Linked DNA regions of Homo sapiens: region 1 is linked to region 2. A link is a contact called in ENCODE Hi-C or POLR2A ChIA-PET data. All regions are on one chromosome and are shown on one strand. The core of a region is the stretch at or near the end of the contact, and the rest is flanking DNA. Distances in the headings are between cores, read along the strand shown.

The links. Hi-C counts contacts between places; a loop is a spot of excess contacts on that map. ChIA-PET counts read pairs that join two places held with the same protein, here RNA polymerase II (POLR2A). Pooled maps may share reads with other maps.
Region 1: a loop to region 2 is called in a pooled map, with 2.4 times the contacts of the local background. The contact joins two enhancer-like sites. A Hi-C loop is called at or near these places in 1 of 37 single-sample maps with no recorded cell type and 1 of 50 pooled maps. POLR2A ChIA-PET finds 5 or more read pairs at or near these places in 2 of 52 experiments (T-cell and WTC11).

What each region holds. Positions count from the first base shown.
Region 1 is chr16:68,062,205-68,069,185 of GRCh38, forward strand. It overlaps DUS2 (dihydrouridine synthase 2), which reads left to right. Exons shown (of 17, transcript NM_017803.5): 9 at 4,113-4,178; 10 at 4,362-4,432. Among named protein-coding and RNA genes, the nearest start is that of NFATC3, 20 kb to the right of the region's middle. Within about 2 kb of position 2,672, at least 25 of the 41 ENCODE cell types and tissues checked have a DNase peak (open chromatin) inside an H3K27ac peak, as active enhancers do.
Region 2 is chr16:67,546,621-67,554,089 of GRCh38, forward strand. It overlaps RIPOR1 (RHO family interacting cell polarization regulator 1), which reads left to right. Exons shown (of 22, transcript NM_024519.4): 22 at 1-166. It overlaps LOC124903703 (a long non-coding RNA gene), which reads right to left. Exons shown (of 2, transcript XR_007065094.1): 2 at 2,599-2,727. Among named protein-coding and RNA genes, the nearest start is that of CTCF-DT, 12 kb to the right of the region's middle. RefSeq lists enhancers at 377-436, 5,576-6,077, 6,078-6,577 and a silencer at 386-680. Within about 2 kb of position 1,296, at least 30 of the 41 ENCODE cell types and tissues checked have a DNase peak (open chromatin) inside an H3K27ac peak, as active enhancers do.

The DNA.
Region 1 (6,981 bases), core at 1,422-3,921, 520 kb after region 2:
TTTGTCATGTTGGCCACGCTGGTCTTGAACTCCTGACCTCAGGTGATCTGCCCATCTTGGCCTCCCAAAGTGCTGGGATTACAGATGTGAGCCACTGTGCCCAGCCATAATGTGCCTTTCATTTGATCCTGAAACCCCTTGAAGTAGATAGGATTGGCAGTTATCTCCATTTGATCAAGGACAATAGACTAAAGCACAGAGAGAGAAAATAATTTGCTTAAGATCATATAGTAGGCCGGGCGTGGTGGCTCATGCCTGTAATCCCAGCACTTTGGGAGGCTGAGGCGGGCAGATCACAAGGTCAGGAGATCGAGACCATTCTGGCTAACACGGTGAAACCCAGTCTCTACTAAAAATACAAAAAATTAGCTGGGCGTGGTGGCGGGTGCCTGTGGTCCCAGCTACTCAGGAGGCTGAGGCAGGAGAATGGCATAAACCCGGGAGGCAGAGGTTGCAGTGAGCAGAGATCGTGCCACTGCACTCCAGCCTGGGCGACAGAGCAAGACTCCGTCTCAAAAAAAAAAAAAAAAAAAAAAGATCATATAGTAAATAAGTGGCAGGCAGAGCCAGCTTGTGAACTATAGTCTCTTCTGACTCCTAGTGTCAGCACCCTCTCCAGTAGCATCTCAGGTTCAAGGTGCCTGGGTATAGTTTATAAGTGTCAGGTCAATAGGCACCTCAACTTGGAAATCTCCAGTTAAGACACTTGTGTGCAGGGTGGAGTGGAAGTAGACATCTTGGATGTCAAATTGGTTTCCACACCTAGGAGAGGGGGCCCCAGCAGGGAGGATGTGGTTCACAACATGAGCACACAGGCATTTTTGTTATCCTCCAGCCTCCTCTCTTCTCAGACCCAGGCTGTTGGCTCTGTCCTCTCTACTGCCCCTCTTTGAATAAGGCAGATTTCATCCATGAGGCAGCAGAGATACACTCAACCTCAGAAGCTTAGTTCATTTCACTACTTCTCTGGTTGGGTACTCAGATGGGCCAGGTTGGACTGATAGATGGGGTTTGCCCCATGGTAGGGAGGTTGCAGGCTTCCACAACAAAGCCAGATGTGGCTTAGGTGTAGGGGCTGGATTCAATTCGGGTCCAGACTGTGTTGGCAAGCTGGGTGACCTGGGTGAGAGCTTTGCGGGTCCTTCCAGGCTTGGCGTTTTAGGCCCGTGGTTCCATCTGTGGGAGTATCTCAAGACCACCTCTAGAAATTTTCTCAAGATTCTTGTTTGGGGTTATGAAAAACTTTGGAAATACATAACATTGGTGGTTGTACAACATTGTGAATGTAATTAATGCCACTGAATTATACACTTAAAAATGTTTAAGATGGCAAATTTCATGTTATATATATTTTACCCCAGTTAGAAATAAAGGATGCTATCTGTTGAGAATTCTGCAGACCCTTGGGGTGAGTAGGGGTGGAGAGTGGGATATCAATCTCTTTGAGAAAGCTTCTACCAGGTAACTCTGATATATGCTCCCTGGATTAAGAACCTCAGTTTTATTTTATTTTTTTAAATATTTATTTATTTATTTTGAGAGGGAGTCTTGCTCTGCTGCCCAGGCTGGAGTGCAGTGGTGCGATCTCAGCTCACTGCAACATCCACCTCCTGGGTTCAAGTGATTCTCCTGCCTCAGCCTCTGAATAGCTGAGATTACAGGCATGCACCACAACACCCGGCTAATTTTTGTATTTTTAGTAGGTACGGGGTTTCACCATGTTGTTCAGGCTGGCCTTGAACACCTAACCTCAGGTGATCTGGCCTCCAAAAGTGCTGGGATTACAGGTGTGCGCAGGGCATCCCCCTTGTGTACACTGTACTTGGGCCATGGCTGACAATTGGCAGGGCCAGGACATGAACTCAGGTCTCAGTGCTTTCCAGGCCTATGCTTTCCTATCCTCATCTGCTGCCTCCCAGAAACCAGGGGAGTGAAGGAGACTGCTTTTCTTCAGTTGGCCAGTGGGTCTATTGAGGCAAGCCTGCTTGTAGGTAGATGTGCTGTTCCTCTGCTCAAATATGGACTTGTCTCTCATTCTTTCTCCCCAAAGACTTGGATCTGGAGAGTTGGTGTCCAGGAGAGTGTCATGCTAGAGCCTGGCCAGAAGACAATCTCTAGTTGCCATTTCCCCTCAGTGTGACCCTTGCAAGTGCCTAGGGTTTTTGGTTACCTAATTTCCTTCCTAGTCCTTAACACACACATGAAACACACAGAAATACTGAAGAAAGTACTGAGAGCTACTTGGATAAAATAGCAAAAGGAAGTTCTACAAGACAGAGAATTGGATCAGACCAGCTGGTGTTGCTTAAATCACCAAATGTCAGAGGATTCTAAGTGAGCACTTGTAATGGAACCTTTTAGAGATGTTGCTCTGAGCATGAAGGATGGGACTAGAATGAGAATTTTTATTGTATTTCTTGATGAACCTGTCAGTCCCGCCCTTAAAATGTAAGTGCCTCTTTAAGGCCTGCCAGGGTGACCCTAAGACCTCAGGCCAAGTCTGCCTCCTGGAGCAGCACCTAGAGACTGTTCCTTCCTGCCAGTCCCTGGCATTTGGGCCAGCAGGTCCTGTCTTGCTCATGAACTGTCTGTCAGTCCAGCCTCTTGATCTGATGTCTTCTGGAATGGCCTGCTTCATCCTGTCCCTGATAGGCCTCCACTACTGGTTTTTGCAACCTGGCTCTCTGCTGCCCCCGCCTGTCTAGAATCAAGACTGGCAGCAGCCACCTAGATATCCCCCTGCTCTGCTAGGCAGAGATCCAGTTCTTGGAAGAGGGTTCTTGGGATCATCTTTCCTCCAGCTTGCCTGGCCTGAAATTTCTGATGAGGGAAGAAGATAGCAATGACACAGACATGCAGTGTCATCTACACCTCTCTATCTCTGATTCTTGTGTGGTCTGGTCTTGCTACCTCCCTGTCACTTTCCTGCGTGACTTCTTGATCTTTCTTTGAAATCTTTTGCAATTGCTATGTGATAAGCACTTTTAAATATGTGCTTATCTTATGAGTATGTTGTCTTTTCCTTTGCCAGTTTCACTCATGTATGTCTGACTGCCCTAAAGAGGAATGCAGGCCCCCCTTAAGAGCCTTCCTGTTCCCTCACCCTGTAAGTCCTGGAACAACACTTAGGGAACATTCCCTTCACCCAGGAAAGAAGCTGTCTGCCCCCCCGCTTTTTTTTTTTTTAATAGAAACAGGGATGGGCTAGGTGCAGTGGCTCAAGCCTGTCATCCCAGGACTTTGGGAGGATAAAACAGGTGGATTGCTTGAGCTCAGGAGTTCGAGACCAGCCTGGCCAACATGGTGGTCCCAGCTACTCTGGAGGCTGAAGTGGGAGGATGGCTTGAGCTAGGGAGGCAGAGGTTACAGTGAGCCAAGATTGTGCCACTGCACTCTAGCCTGGGAAACAGAGCCAGACCCTGTCTCAAAACAAAACAAACAAACAAACAAACAAAAAGGAAACAGGGTCTTGCTGTGTTGCCCAGGCTGGTCTCAAACTCCTGGCTTCAAGCAATCTTCCCACCTCAGCCTCTCAAAGTGTTGGGATTACAGGCATAAACCACCACACCCAGTTAGCTATGTGTTCTTTTTTTCTTACTTTTTTTTTTTTTTTAGCCGTGTGTTCTTAACCAAGGCTAGGCCTCAGAATGATTCTGAGGACGGGCTGGAGTGTGTTGGGCAGAGCCTTTTGAAAACACACATTCCTAAGCCCTTCCCCTAGAGACTGACTCAGGAAATAATAGTGTGGAATTCAAGAGTGTGTATTTCTTCAGTTCTCCAGATAATTCTGGTATTTGTCCTGGCAAAGGCTCAGTGAGCTGCACACAGGTGTACACGCGTACCCATTCACTCACTCATTCAGTATATTTGACAAATATGTGTATACCACTAGGTGCCAGGCAGGTGCTGGGGCTCCAGTATAGAACAAAGGCAGGTCCCTTGCCTCATGGAGCTTATGTGTGTATGTGTGTAACAGACACACACATGCATTCACACATATGCAAACTGTTCATGCCACCGGAATGCACAGCCTGTAGCGGAGTTAATTAGTACAGGCAGAGTGATGGTTTGTTCCAGAAGACATAGGTGCTCTTGTGTTTTCCTTTCTGCAGATCCTCAGCACTCTTGTTAAAGGGACACGCAGACCTGTGACCTGCAAGATTCGCATCCTGCCATCGGTAAGGATGGTGTGTTACATATGAAGGTCCATTCTCTCTGGTGATGTTGGATTTAGGTTTGTGAACGATTCTTGAGGTGCTAAATTAGGCTTGGAGGAGAGAGTAGAGCTGAGCCTACTTTAGGAGGCAGCAGCTGCTCCTTCTGGAGCTTCAGTAACCATCCTGTGTGGTCCTCCTCCTCAGCTAGAAGATACCCTGAGCCTTGTGAAGCGGATAGAGAGGACTGGCATTGCTGCCATCGCAGTTCATGGGAGGTGAGTGGTCACCTTTCTAGTGACTGGCAGGGAGGTCCTAACCCATCTTAGTGATCCTTCCTTAATTGATCTGTCACCCCAAGTGACAGCCAATTTCTCTTCTACATATTCAGCCTACCTCTGCCTAGCTCTTTGATATCTTATGAGTCTGGAGGGCAGGCAGACCCTGAATGGGCTTTTGCATTTGCCTTTCTTTCATTCATGGAGTGCCTATTGAGGGTAGGTACTGAGGTTTAGAGACACAGAGAGACTAAGAAAGGAGAAACACCTCTACTATCAGGATGTGTAAATGCTAGAGATTGAGTAATTTGCTCAAAATCATACCATGCAGCCAGTACGTGGTGGAATTCTGACCCTCATGAGAAAAATCTCATTTATTTCCTTCCCTCCCTCCCTCCCTCCCTTCCTTCCTTCCCTCCCTCCCTCCCTTCCTTCCTTCCCTCCCTCCCTCCTTCCTTCCCTCCTTCCTTCCTTCTTTCCTTCCTCCCCTCCCCTCCCCCTCCCTTCTCCCCTCCCTCTCCCATCTCCTCCCCTCTCCCCCCTCCCCTCCCATCTCCTCCCCTCTCCCCTCCCATCTCCTCCCCTCTCCCCTCCCATCTCCTCCCCTCTCCCTTCCCATCTCCTCCCCTCCCCCCTCCCCTCTCCTCTCCCCTCCTCTCCTCTCCTCCTCTTTGTCATTCTGTCACCCAGGCTGGAGTGCAGTAGCGCAGTCTTGGCTCACTGCAATCTCCATCTCCCGGGTTCAAGTGATTCTCCTGCCTCAGCCTCCCGAGTAGCTGAGATTACAGGTGCGCTCCACCATGCCCAGCTAATTTTTATATTTTTAGTAGAGACAGGGTTTCACCACGTTGGCCAGGCTGGTTTCAAACTCCTGATCTCAGGTGATCTGCCCACCTTGGCCTCCCAAAGTACTGGGATTACAGGCATGAGCCACCAGGCCCAGCCTCATTTTCTTTCTATTATATTGAGCAATGACTTCTCCCTTGAATAATCCCAGACAGACTGCTTTGTTTATGTGTTTTTCATTGTTGTTGTTGTTTTTTGAGACAGTCTTGCTCTGTTACCCAGGCTGGAGTGAAGTGGCACAATCATAGCTCACTGCAGCCTCAAACTCCTGGGCTCAAGTAATCCTCCTGCCTCAGCCTCCTGAGTAGCTGAAACTACAGGCACATGCCACCACACCTGGCTAATTTTTTATTTTTTTGTAGTGACGGGATCTCCTTATGTTGCCCAGGCTGGTCTCAAACTCCTGGGCTTAAGTGATCCTCCTGCCTCAGCCCCTCAAAGTGCTGGGATTACAGGCTTGAGCCACCATACCCAACCTATTCTTTTAAAGGCTCTGCCTCTCTTGTCTGCATTTGTTGGACTGCCAGCTGTCACAATGACTAAACAATCCTTCTAGCTGTAGCTAATGTACTCTATGCTGAGAGCTGAGGTTCTGAAGGCCACCCTTGGCTTACCATTCACACTTGTTCCCTGTGTCCAGGATGTGATTTTGTACAGCATCTCAGGTCAGTAGACTTGGGCCAGAGGGACCTCTCTTCTCTGAGTGATGTTCCTTTGGGCTTAGGGGTCTTATAGGAAGAGCCCAAGTTGTTGATTGTGCTCTTACAACATTTTCAGAGAAGGGAACCCAGAACTCCCTTCATACAAAGCAGAGCAAAGCAGAGTTGCTTGGGTTGAAGCCAGGAGGGAGGAGTACACACTTGTACACATATGCGCCTTCCCAAGGCAGCAGGCTTTGGATTCAGACTCCCTGGTTTGAGATCCCGGCTCTGCTGCTTGTTAGCTGTATATCCTTGGGAAATCACTTAACCTTTCTGAGCACAACATTCCTTGTTTAGAAATTAAGATAATTTCTACTTTATAGGGTTGTCCCAGGGCTTTTATGAGATTGTGAATATAAATCCTTGGCACAGTGCCTGGCATGTAGTATTCTTTCTCTCTCTTTTTTTTTTTTTTTTTTTTTTGAGACGGAGTCTTGCTCTGTTGCCCAGGCTGGAGTGCAGTGGCATGATCTCGGCTCACTGCAACCTTCGCCTCCTGGGTTCAAGCAATTCTCCTGCCTCAGCCTCCTGAGTAGCTGGGATTACAGGTGCCTGCCACCATGCCTGGCTTTTTTTTTTTTTTTTTTTGTATTTTTAGTAGAGATGGGGTTTCACCATGTTGGCCAGGCTGGTCTCAAACTCCTAACCTCAAATAATCCACCCACCTTGGCTTCCCAAAGTGCAGGGATTACAGGCGTGAGCCACCATGCCAAGCCAGTATTCTCTTAATAAAGGAAGCTATTATTTTTTACCCGTAGTTGGGAACACTCGGAAGACAGATGTGGGTGAGTTTGAAGAAGCCCTTTGTGACCATCAAAGCTGGTGAGATGGGCTAAAAGTGACCATTGGAGATGTAGGGAGACAGAGGTAGAGGCTAGGTTGACAGGGCCCTCGACCCTTTTGTTGAAGAGTATAGTAGAGGGGCCCGGGCGCGGTGGCTAACGCCTAGAATCCCACCACTTTAGGAGGCCGAGGCGGGTGGATCACATGAGGTCAGGAGTT
Region 2 (7,469 bases), core at 46-2,545:
AGTCAGTGCCTGCAGTCAAGTGCCTCCCAGCCTCGGCTCAGCACATCCCTTGCCACAAATCAGTGTCTGGGGCTTGGCCACCCTGCCGCTGCCCAGCCACATCCCTTGGTTTTGTATTTTATTTACAGAGTTTTACAGAAAATAAAAAAGCAAAATGTCTTTCCTACATGGCCTGGTACACTCCTGACCCTCTGCTCCAACACCCTCTGGCTGTGGCCCTGCCTGACACTGGTGTGTTCACACTGCAGCTGTGACAGTGCCATGTGCACTTGCCCTGGAAATTCAGGTGGAAGAAAGCCCAGAGGCTGGAACTGGGCTTGGAGAAGAGAGCAGGGGAAAAGGGTGGTTCAGCCTGCAGGTGGGGCCTACCCTGGGCCTGGGAACTACGGCCCAAGGTGGAGCTAAACTGGAGTTGGCCCAGAAAACACCAAAGGGTGCCAATCCCAGGCTGTGGCCTGGGAGCAAAGGGGAAGGGAAAGGAAAAACAGGAAGGGAAAGGAGGCACGGGGTGGCTGGAGCTTCTGCCCACCAGGGGGCAGCAGATCCGCGTCAGCAGATGCCAGGTTTGGGTCTTCTGCAGCCTGGGCAGCTTTCTGCAGAGGGGGCTGAAGGAGCTCCTTGAAGCTGGATGGCAGGGGAGAGGAGCTCCTTGCGGAGGGGAAGAGCTGGGACCTGGGAGGCAGGAGACCTGGATGGCTAACCTGTGACCCAAGACAGCAAGTCCCTTCCCTCTCCAGCTGTCTCCCCCTCTATAATAACAAACGTGCCTGAACTCTGTGATCCCCAACAGCCGGCCAACCTGTGCTGCTTCAGGAAGCAGAGATCCCAGGAGAGGGCTTGCCTTTGCCCCGCCTCGCCTTGCCCCAGAGCTGCCTGGCCAGTGAATGTGTTAACCCCAGAAGGCTGAGTCCTGCGTGAGGAACTGGAGTGTGGGGTGGGACTTCAGGATGGCAGGCCTGTTCTAAGGAGGGGCTGAGGGAGGCCCACACCCGTGGCTAGAGAAACAGGCTCTCCACCCTTCCCCTCTCCCTCAGCACTTCCAGTATCCAGGGGCAAGGAGGTGGTGCATACGCAGCACTTCCCTGACTCATTGAGGCCACTCTGATGTCCCAGTACCTGTGGCAGCAGCTTGGCCTGTGCAGGACGTGTCACGTTGGGGAGCCTGCCCTCAGGAAGAGCCAGTGAAGTGCCAACAGTCCTCTGGAGGGTGACCCAGATCCCCAGGGAGCCCTGCCCCCCAGTGTTTTAGAGCTAGGTATGAAGAGGTTTGGCTGGGGCTTTAACCACCTGCTGGGGAAGCCAAGCTGAGCAGAAAAAACGGCAACAGGAAGAAGCACAGGAAGCACCTGTGTGGATGCAAGTGGCTCATTCCAGACGCTGGGGCGAGGGTGGGCAGGGGCAGGCAGGCAGCCCTCTGCACACTGGCGCGGCTCTTTGCTCTCTGGGTAACGAAGGGTGGCACGGGATGGTGCAGCTCAGTATTTGGGGTGGTGAGCTGGAGCAGCATGGGGCAGAGGAGGCAAACAAATGATGGAGACCAGGCCAGCACCCAAGGCTGGCCACAGCTGGGGCCTGCCCCAGGGGTCCCTGGAGGAGGCCGGCAATCCCAGAACCGCCCCTAGCAGCCCTCAGTCCTGAGGCCCCCACAAGAGGCCCATTGGTAGAGCAGGGCTATCCACCTGCATCAAAAGCATAGCCTGTCATGGTGGGGGAAGAGGAAGTGAACACTGGTTGACCAGGTCCTGGGAAAGTGCAGATGGGGGTGACTGAGCCTGCATGAGCTCACAGCTCAGTACACAGGAGAGAGCAGGGCTTGGGCAAGAAATGGAGGATGGAAAAATGTCATCATCCCAGCCAAGGGGTCCACTGGCGTTGTCACTAAGAATCCCTGCTCTCCAATGCTGGGAAGGGACAGACCCTAGACTCTGTGCTCTGCAGAGTCCTGAGGCCAGAGCCTAGTATTCAGCTCTAGCCAGGGGTGGGTGTGAGGATCGGAAGGGGACAGGAGCTGGAATGAGGGCACTGTGAGCACAGCCAGGTGAAGCACATGATGCCTATCTGGCTCAGAGCAGCATGAATCAACCCCAGGACAGCCAGTCAGCCTCTCTCCATCAGTGGCTTGAAGGCAGGCTGGATGGCCTCCTACACCCAGGCCCATGCCCAGGTTCCTGAGATGGTGGAGGGGCAGAGAGAACCCTTGTCCTCCCACCTCTGTATCTCTCCTGACCCCCTCTGCCTCACAGGGGCCTCCCACAGGGCAAACCTGCCCATAGCATTCTCCCACCCCCTACCCTGCTGTCATGTGGGTCAGGGAGGCAGGTGTTCCTGCTGTTTGGGACTGAGGACAGTTGGGAGCCCCTTGCCTCAGGTGATGGGCAGTTGACGATACCATCATGAGTCAAAGGTATCAGGGCAGGGAAAGCGTCTGCCCAGCCTCTGAGGGGACAGATGGAAGTGGGCCTCCAAGGCCTGTGACACACTGAGAAGTGCCCTATCAGTTAAGTCCATTGAGGCCACAGTCGCCTTGGCCATCATCTCTGAGACTCTGCCCAGAGGAAACTGCTCCACGCACACTGCAAAGCAGGGGCCAGGCTGAAGTAGTCCATGATACAGTTTATTGTGCTGGCAATCGATGGAGTGTTCCCTCTACTCTCCTCCTTTCCTCTTGCCCTCTCCCAACCTTACCTTTCCTCCTGTCTCCCACTCTTCTTCCTCATGTATTCCAAGCTGCAGAGGACCAAAAAAAGAAGAAAGAAAAAAGGCACGTTTGTGAAGGCAAAGAAAAAGATGGGTTGGCATGTGGGAAGAGGATTGCTGCTTTGTCTCGCCCACAGAGCGGGGGTGCCTTCCTTGTATGTTTCTGTGCCTGGTATGTGGGTACAATTTGCTGAACCCCAGACATATGACATGACCCTCCTTTCCCTCCATACCCCCCTCCCCACCCCAGACAATCCTGGAGTGTCCCTTTCAGGCCATCCATCTCCCATGGACAGAAGGCTCTTGGCTTGGCTGCAAGGCCTGGCTTTTCTGGGCCTGGGTGATACAGGAGGGTAAGCTTGGGAAGGACTCCAGTGCCTCATATAAACTGCTAATGAAGCACAATCTATCATTTAGAAAATAGGACTGACATTGGCCTGCGAGAAAGGGGTCTCTTGTTTCAGAAGGTTGACGGCAATTGGGTGATGGCCACTACTCTGAGTTTAATGTCAAGGGTCAAGTCTCACTTGTCTCCAGATACACCCAGGGCATATGGACACTCAGTGAATGCTGACTGAGAGCAGCTGAATTGCTATACGCAACACCTAGGTTTCTAACTGTCTCCTCTTAATTTCCTTACAACCTTCTCCTCCTCCTCAGGCATGTCTTAACATGGTGAAACCCCATGTTGTCTCTACTTAAAAAATAAAAATCGCCCCACAGGGTTCCATTCTAGGCCCTTTCCTCTCTCTCAAAACATACCCCTAGATGACCTCCCCATTCTGCTGGCTTCCATCCACATGCTGAGGCTGCATGCCAATCATTCACATGGTTCTTACCTTGCTTCCAGACCCCCACATCCAGCTGCTCACTGGACACTTCCTTTTGAACATCTGGGGCATTTCAAACTCAACATGCTCAAAATCAGACTCAACATCTTCTCAAAACTTGTTTCTCCTCCAACAGCTCTAGGGGTTACCAATTTCCCAGGTACCCAAGCCATATAACAGAGCCTCATCCTTACTCTTTCCTCTGTACCCACATCCCAGCCATCAGAATCCTCCCAATTAAATGCCCTAAATATATATTTTTTTGATATGGAGTCTTGCGCTGCTGCCCAGGCTGAGTGCAGTGGCGCAATCTCGGCTCACTGTAACTTCTGCCTCCCGGGTTCAAGCAATTCTTGTGCCTCAGCCTCTGGAGTTGCTGGGATTACAGATGCCCGCCACCACAACCAGCTAATTTTTGTATTTTTAGTAGAGACGAGGTTTCACCTTGTTGGCCAGGCTGGTCTCTAACTCCTAACCCCAAGTGACCCACCCGCCTCAGCCTCCCAAACTGCTGGGATTACAGGTGTGAGCCACGGCACCTGGCCCATATATTTCTTTAGCAAGCTGCATGCCCACCTGCTCTTGTCACAGGAGCCTGCGCTTTCCCTTCTATAAGACTAATCACACTTCATTGCAATTGCTTATTTTATTTATTTATTTATTTTTTGAGATAGAGTTTCACTCTTGTTGCCCAGGCTGGAGTGCAATGGCGTGATCTCAGCTCACCACAACCTCTGCCTCCTGGGTTCAAGCGATTGTCCTGCCTCAGCCTCCCGAGTAGCTGGGATTACAGGCATGTGCCACCACACCCGGCTAATTTTGTATTTTTAGTAGAGACGGCGTTTCTCCATGTTGGTCAGGCTGGTCTCAAACTCCTTACCTCAGGTGATCCACCCACCCTGGCCGCCCAAAGTGCGGGATGACAGGCGTGAGCCACCGCACCTGGCCTGCAATTGCTTATTTACTTTGTACCCTCTGGAACATACATTCATAATATATGCTGACAATTTTACTGGGTAACCACCCAGGTCTGAGGTGGGTGCCTTCCCTCTAGAACTTGGTCCAAGTGTTTTGTTTTGTTTTTGGGACAGGGTCTTGCTCTGTTGTCCTGGCTGGAGTGCAGTGGTATGATCATAGCTCACCGTAACCTTGAACTCCTGGGCTCAAGGGATCCTCCTACCTCAGCCTACCAAGTAGCTGGGACTATAGGCACACACCACTATGCCCTGCTAAAGAGGTGGTCTCACTATGTCGCCCAGGCTGGCCTCAAGTGATCCTCCCACCTTGGCCTTCTAAAGTGCTGGGATCACAGGTATGAGGCATCACACCCAGCCTTTTTATTTTTTTTAAACAGCTCTTTTTGAGATTTAGCGCACCTACCATGCAATTCAACCATTTAAAGTGTACAATTTGGCCAGGCGCAGTGGCTCATGCCTATAATCCCAGCACTTTTGGAGGCCAAGGCAGGTGGACTACCTGAGGTCAGGAGTTCCAGACCAGCCTGGCCAACATGGTGAAACCCCATGTTGTCTCTACTTAAAAAATACAAAAATTAGCTGGGCATGGTAGTGGATGCTTCTAATCCCAGCTACTTGGGAGGCTGAGGCAGAAGAATCTCTTGAACCCGGGAGGTGGAGGTTGCGGTGAGTTAGATCATGCCACTGCACTCCAACCTAGGTGAAGAGTGAGACTCCATCTCAAAAAAATAAATAAATACTTAAAGTGTACAATTCAATGGCTTTTAGTATATTCAGAGTTGCACAGCCATCACCACAATTTTAGAACATTTTCATCAACCCAAAAAGAAACCCTGCACCCCTTAGCTGTCATCCCTGCGCTTCCATATTCTCCACCCTACCCCCAGGCAACCACTAATCTACTTTCTGTCTCTACAGATTTGCCTATCCTGGATATGTCTTACAAATGAAATCAGGTTAGGGCTTTCCAACTTACCCAGTTCTAAGATTCACCTGAGAACTTCCCTGGAGATTCCAATTCAGCAAATCTGGCGTAGGGCCAGCCAATTCTCTATTTGTTCAGGCTGCATCTGCCTTTGCTATGCCCAGCACCCAAGGCCAGATACACAGTAAGTGGTCCAGAAATATCTTCTGATGAATACCTCTAAAACCTGTCTCTAGCTCTGGTTTCCCTTACATACACCTCCCCAACTGATGGCCTTGTCTTATGTCAAAAGCAACCTGAAAAGCACTTTGAGTGTGAAAGTACCATATGTTCAGTGTGGAAGAAGCCTGGAAACTCAAACACTCTCCCTAGTCCCCCCCATGGGGCATAGCGCTTTAGAATGCACTTTCACCACCAGGATCCCAATTAAGGAATGGAACAGAAGCCTGAGGAGGGGACAACAGAGGGAGGGAGGACTGAGGTCAGACTGGTGGAGGAAGCAAGCAAGCTGAATCCCCAGGGGCCAGAGGGGGCAGTTAGAGATGAGGCTGAGGGGGTGAGCAGGGGCTTGGTGAGCATGGGAGGCCTTGTGGAGTGGCTGAGTTTGGAATTTATCCCAGGGTACCGGGGAGCCACCAGTGGGCTTGAAGCAGGGGGGTTTTGTGATCACGTGTGTGCTTTGGGAAGGTCACTCTGGCAGCTGTGAGAGGGAGGAGGCCGGAAGCAGGGAGGAGCCTGCAGTTACATTAGAAGAAGCAAGAGTCTGGGCCTGGTGGCTCACGCTTATAATCCCAGCACTTTGGGAGGCTGAAGCAGGTGGATTGCTTGAGCTCAGGAGTTTGAGACCAGCCTAGGCAACATGGCAAAACCCCATCTCTACAAAAAATACAAAAATTAGCTGGGCACGGTGGTGTGCACCTGTAGCATCAGCTACTGAGGAGGCTGAAGCAGGAGGATAACTTGAGCCTGGGAGGTTAGGGCTGCGTGAGCTGTGACTGCACCACTGCCTGATAGCCTGGGCAACAGAGTGAGACCCCATCTCAAAAAAAAAAAAAAAAAAGAAGCAAGAGTAGCCTGGGCCAGAGTGGGTAAAGGCTAGAAGCAGAGGCTTGAAAGTCATGCTCGCTTTAGCATGCGGTTTCATATGACTACTGTGATGTCCAGTGACTGCTCCGCTCCATTCCTTCCACACCTGTAGCCTATACCTTTACACTTCCCTTTTCATCCTTGACTTTTACCTTCTAATACTCAAGGTTTAGTCTGATATTTCCACACTAATATAAAACGAAATAGAAGGCACTCGAGGGCTAGGGACATCCTCTATCTATCTCTGGTAGTACCTAACCTTGAACATAGACCTGGGTCCTAAGCAGTTATTCAGGACATACTTGTAGATTAATAAGTCATCACCTAAATACCTCTGCTGTCTGCCTGAGAGCCTGAAGTTTCCACAATTAAAGCCCTTCCCAGCCTGGGCAACATAGTGAGACCCTGTCTCTATAAATAATTCTTTTTTTTTTAATTAGCCAGACATGGTGGCATGTGCCTGTAGTCCTAGCGACTCAGGAGGATTGCTTGAGCCCAGGAGTTAAAGGCTGCAGTGAGCTATGATTACGCCATTGCACTTCAGCCTGGGTGACAGAGTGAGATCCCATCTTTTTTTTTTTTTTTTTTCCTGAGACAGAGTCTCGCTCTGTCGCCCAGGCTGGAGTGCAGTGGTGCAATCTTGGCTCACTGCAACCTCTACCTCCCAGGTTCAAGTGATTCCCCTGCCTCAGCCTGCTGAGTAGATGGGATGACAGGCACACACCACCACAACCAGCTAATTTTTGTATTTTTAGTAGAGACGGGGTTTCACCATGTTGGTCAGGCTGGTCTCGAACTCCTGACCTCGTGATCCACCCACCTTAGCCTCCCAAAGTGCTGGGATTATAGGCCGTGATTGCCATCACACCAAGCCTACAGTCCCCCATTTTTTATGGGGGATATGTTCCAAGCTCTCTGGTGGATGTCTGAAATCAAGGATAGTCCTGAATCCTA